Linked DNA regions of Homo sapiens: region 2 is linked to region 1. Evidence: read pairs that join two places in POLR2A ChIA-PET (ENCODE). Cell type or tissue: IMR-90. All regions are shown on one strand.

Region 1 (2,500 bases):
CAGCAAGTGCTCAATATGTAACCATTGTTATACTGTTATTGGTTCTTACTCTCTGATGAAGTAGTTTGAGGGGGTGCCAGACAGTGCCCAGCACGTAGTAGGGGCTTAGAAATTGTAACCAGCAACTGACTAATGGAAAGACGTACACCTCCTCAACCAGCGCAAATCATAAGACAAGGAGTTAACTCTTGCAACTGGTGGGATGATTCCATTAAAAACACAGGTCTCGCCGGGCATGGTGGCTCACACTTGTAATCCCAATACTTTGGGAAGCCGAAGCAGGAGGATCACTTGAGCCCAGGAGTTTGAGACCAGCTGGGGCAACATGTCGAAATTTTCTCTACAAAAAATAAAAAATTAGCTGAGCAGGATGGTGCCGGCCTGTCCTCCCAGCTCGGGGTGGTGGGGGTGGCTGAGGTTGGAGGATACCTTGAGCCTAGGAGTTTGAGGCTGTAGTGAGCTATGATCACAACACTGCACTCCAGCCTGGGTGACAAAGCAGGACGTCATCTCTAAAAAACAAAGGCCGGGCGCAGTGACTCAAGCCTGTAATTCCAGCACTTTGGGAGGCCGAGGCCGGCGGATCACTTGAGGTCAGGAGTTCGAGACCAGCCTGGCCAACATGGTGAAACTCCGTCTCTACTAAAAATACAAAAATTAGCCGCACGTGGTGGCGCGCGCCTGTAATCCCAGCTACTCGGGAGGCGGAGGTTGCAGCGAGCAGAGATCGTGCCATTGCACTCCAGTCTGGGCGACACAGCGAGACTCCGTCTCAAAAAAAAAAAAAAAAAAAAAAGTGGGAGGCGGGAGGATCACTTGAACTGCAGTGAGCTATAATCGCACCACTGCACTCCATCCAGCCTGGGCGACAGAGTGAGATCCTGTCTCAAAAACAAAACAAAACAAAACAAACAAAACAAAAAAACCCCGCAGGTCCTACCACGGGGTCTTTGCGCAATTTATTTGGTGCGTCCTTCCCCGGACTCTGCGCGTCACGACCGAAAGGCCTGTTACAACGCCTGCCCGGGAGGGGGCGCTCCAAGAATGCCTGGCGGATTTAAAGGGCGAAAGATTGGCGCGGGCGCCTCTCCCAGAGAATCCTAGAAACTTGGATCCCATCAGCTTCCCCCCATTTTACAGCTCCAGAAATTGAGTCCCTGGCCAGCTTATTGCCCTGCGGGTGCCCACGGCCTGGCGAGGCCACACTGACCGGCCTCGATCTGGGATGCAGTGTCCTTCTCCCCCAGATTGATTTCCATGGAGCTGCCGCGGTGCAACTCCAGCTCCACCAGCGCGTGCTCGTCCAGTTCCTCCGGCTTGTGGCTGGCCTTGTACCCCTCGTCCAACGAGCCCCGCCCCGGGCTGTGCCACCCGCGGGTCTTGCTAATGTTGCGGCCCTCCTCGTCGAAGCCCTCGCAGACCTCGGACAGCGGCATGTTCAGCTGTGCCTGGGACAGCGTGGTCGTGGTCCACAGGTCCCGAGTGTCGCTATGCACGCTCTCCTCGTCCGAGCCTTGGCGGTCGGAAGACTTGAGCGACACCTGTGGGCCACATACAAGGAGGGAGCCAAGGGTCGCGGATGGCTGGAGCGGGAAGGAAGAGCGGGCTGGGGAACTGAGCCGGGCCGGGTTGGGGATCCCGTAGAACGTGGGGTTGGGTGGGGGCTGCGGGCAGCCAAGGCTGAGTAAGAAATAGCGCCAGGGGCCCGAGTCGGACCAAGGGTGGGTTGGAGCGGACAGGGTAAGGGGCCTAGGGAGACGTCTTACTTTCGAAGGCTTTTCCTCCATGGTTCTGCCCCAACGGACCCAGACGCCACAGGCCTCGAGACGAGAAGGGAGTCAACGCTCCAGGAAGGGGGCGGGGCAGGGTCTCTCGCGCTGGGAGAGTTCAAACGACAGCCCTCCACGCGAGATGCCATTCTCTCTCCCCTGCCTCTCCCTCCCTGCACCCCACCCGCCAATGTGTGTGCAGAGGCTGGAGACGCGCAGCCCATCCTGGCTGATCCCCACGCCGGACCCTACACAGTCTCCTCCAGGCAGAGACGCGGGCCTGAGAGGGCCGAGACTTGACCGACCTGGGTGCCCGGGGACCCTCGGCCTGGGGGTCACGGGAGGCCAGAGGTGCCCCCACGGTGGCCCGAGGAAAGCAATTCCACACCCACTCGCGTCCGGGAGCGTCACGCCCGCAGCGGTGCAGACCGTTTTCATTTATTGATGCAGGCTTTGAGGCACAGTCGTGAGGTGCTGTGAGGGATACACCCGCCCGGGGCAGCGACACAGAAAGCCTTGGGGGGGTCTAGAGATGGATGGAAGTGAGGGAAGGGCCGGGGCCAGGGAGGAGGCGGAGAGGCAACTGTAGCCTCCTCCCCAGACTTCAGTCTCGTGGAAAGAGGGCTCTTTGGTCAAACAAGCCAGGCATGCCGGGGAGAGCAGAAACGAAGCCCTTGAGAGGCCCGGCCAGGGATCCTGCCCCTACACCGGCACGCCTTTGTCTCGGGGAC
Region 2 (2,500 bases), 230 kb after region 1:
TCAGGGCCTGGCCAGACGCCTCTGCCTTGTGCCTGGGCCTCCAAAGCACCCTGGGGGCTCAGGGCCCCAGCCTCCCTCCCTGACCTTCAGCCCAACCAACCCTTCAACCCCAGAGCCCCTAAGTGGCTGGGCTGGATCCGGGTCCCCAACTGCATCTCTGGCCCTGCAAGGCTCTGGGGGCTGTGGGCCCCCCTCCCCAACACAGGGCTGGATGCGGCTGCTGGGTTTCTCAGTGGGAAGCTCCAGTGTTTACCCTGCCGAGGCCCAGCTTTTACTCCCCAAGGAGTGTGTTTGGGAGGCGAGAACCCACGCGCACGCACACTCTCGCATGCCATCTGATGTGCCAGACCTCACAGGCTCCCGGCCCAGACGTACATGTGCACCCCCAGCGCTGGCTCTGGCCTGCACCTGCCGTACCTGGGCCAGGCCAGTGGCCTCAGCACGGCAGGCAACTGGCACTAATTTTGAATTAGTTAAGTTAATTAGTAAGTGCCACAGAGGACCTCAGCTAATCCTTCCACCAACCTCCAGTTTCATGCTGTCCACCTGACAGGTGCCCAAACTAAGGCTCAAGGGAGTTAAGAGTAGAAGCCAGAAGTTGCAAGTGGGGTTCAAAGACAGGTCTCTGGGACCCCCAAGTCTGGTCTGGGCTGCCTCAGAGCAAAGCCAGGATGGGCATGGGGGAGTGGGAGTCTGCTGGGGGCACAGGACACTGGTTAAGTGACAGCCGGTTGATCACAGCCAGCTCCATCAGCACAGAGCGGGTACCCAGAAGTATCTCTGAAGAAACCGATGGCCGGATGAGGGGGTAAACTTAGGCAGAAGCAGGCAGCCCTGGGAGTCTGTGCCTGGTGCCCCGTGGCCCTCAGAAACCCACGGTGGGGGTCCCTGGCCCCCTCCGCAGCCTCTTTGCATGTGTCTGGGCACCCTGGAGCAGGGACAAGTGGCTCTGTGCCGTCAGGAGCTGGGCCTGCTGGCTCTGCCTCTGGCTGCCTGTGGGTGGGTCCCGACCCCTCTCTGGGCTGCAGGACCCTTCAGAAGACAGGGCAGTTAGAACAGATCAGAGGGTTCCACTTTGGGGAAGGTCACCTTGAGAACCTGACTCTTTTGAGAAAAAATAAAGCCCCTGCTCCACACGTAGGTTTATGTGGGATTCGGGGTTCACAGACCCTCAGACGCTCTGGTTGGGGACCACTGAGCCACATGCAGGGTGGAGCTGCAACACAAAGCAAGACAGAGATCAACCCCAGATTCCAAAAGCAGTTGCTTCTTAATGTATTTCTAGTGCTTTAAGACATTAACTCCTCTAATCCCCAGAACAGCCCTATAACCAGGGCATGGGGAGAACAGCCCTATAACCAGGGCATGGGGGCGAGGGGGCTTTGTTATCCCCATCTGATGTTTGTGGAGACCAAGGCCCCAGCAAACATGGCCAAGGCCACACGTCAGGATGCAGCGCAGCTGCTATGTTATTAGTTTCTGTGGCGGGTTCACGGGTGCCTGGTTTATCATCATGCTCGTAACTTATGGAATGCCACATGTACGTTTCATATTTATCCAATGTTATGTAATTATTATTTTTTTTTTTTTAAATGAGCCGGATCAGCTGACCTTCTAATTTTGGCTTCTGGGATTCCTGCATTGCTGGCTTCCACGGCCTCTGCCAGAGGCAACCCCCAAAGGCTCGCCCTGGTGCAGCCACAGGCTGCTACAGTTCTGGGGCCTGGCTCTCCAGGGCCGGCATCACCCCTGTACCCATCTGTGGGTTGGGTGCAGAACCAGCCCCTCCATCCCACAGCAGCTGAGGATGAAGCAGACCCTGCTCCCGACCCCCAAGTCCCCCCAGGCCCAGCCACAGCTCCCACTCACTCCCACCCCTGGCTGCCAGCCGGGGCAGGCCCCAGCGGTTATGAGTTCAGCAGTCGATTCGATTCGGGCTCACATCATCTTGTCTGCCGGGAGGATTTAGTGCGCGCGGCGGTCAATAGTGCGTTTGTTTTGCTATCGACCTGCTGGAGCGGCTCAGGAGCCAGCCCGTTCCCCTCGGCAGCTGAGGCCTCTCCAGACTGCAGAGCCGGGACCTAGAAGTGTCACTGGGCAGATTAGGGGTTGCTTCTTGAGGCGCCCTCCCAGGGCTCTCGCCACTACTGCCCACGGCCCACAGCCTGGCCTGGGTGAGTCTCGATGCCCCTTAAAGATCCATCCCTACCCCTTGGCCTTTAGGCCCCACAGGCCCTGAGGAGGATGGGGCAGGCCAGTCTCCTGCCATCTGTGACTCTAGGGCCTCCTGCTTGACAAAGGGCCTTGGTCTCATGACCACCCCATAACCACCAAGCTGGGGGGCTCTGTGGTTCCCACTTCACAAATGGGGAAACAGGTCTGGAGAGGTGATACGACAGAACCTGTAGTGGGAAGAGCGGTCATTTGGGGAAGGAAACTAAGGGGCAAGGTTTCCCACCCTGCCCAGAGTGGGCCCCTGGTCTGGGATGGGCCCCAGGGT

Evidence for each region. ChIA-PET counts read pairs that join two places held together with the same protein. Peaks named below come from ENCODE experiments on the same cell type or tissue, not always from the same donor. Only the 100,000 strongest peaks of a DNase experiment are listed, where the experiment ranks them.
Region 2: POLR2A ChIA-PET joins it to region 1 with 11 read pairs; 2 of 35 experiments call an interaction of 5 or more read pairs at or near these places.

The regions. Positions count from the first base shown.
Region 1 is chr11:64,299,698-64,302,197 of GRCh38, reverse strand. It overlaps KCNK4 (potassium two pore domain channel subfamily K member 4), which reads right to left. Exons shown (of 7, transcript NM_033310.3): 7 at 2,167-2,500. The coding sequence ends at 2,472. It overlaps CATSPERZ (catsper channel auxiliary subunit zeta), which reads right to left and starts at 1,840. Exons shown (of 5, transcript NM_001039496.2): 1 at 1,767-1,840; 2 at 1,211-1,541. The coding sequence starts at 1,787. KCNK4-CATSPERZ (KCNK4-CATSPERZ readthrough (NMD candidate)) reads right to left here. Exons shown (of 11, transcript NR_133662.1): 7 at 1,767-2,500; 8 at 1,211-1,541. RefSeq lists an enhancer at 1,946-2,500. In IMR-90, a CTCF peak has its summit at 1,028 (motif pointing right); a DNase peak (open chromatin) is centred at 1,027; H3K4me3 peaks cover 378 bases; H3K27me3 peaks cover 1,378 bases.
Region 2 is chr11:64,071,514-64,074,013 of GRCh38, reverse strand. All of the region lies in intron 3 of MACROD1 (mono-ADP ribosylhydrolase 1), which reads left to right. The region is part of intron 1 of FLRT1 (fibronectin leucine rich transmembrane protein 1); the gene reads right to left. Among named protein-coding and RNA genes, the nearest start is that of FLRT1, 37 kb to the right of the region's middle. RefSeq lists a silencer at 523-711. In IMR-90, no CTCF peak of the experiment used is centred here; no DNase peak of the experiment used is centred here; H3K27me3 peaks cover 213 bases.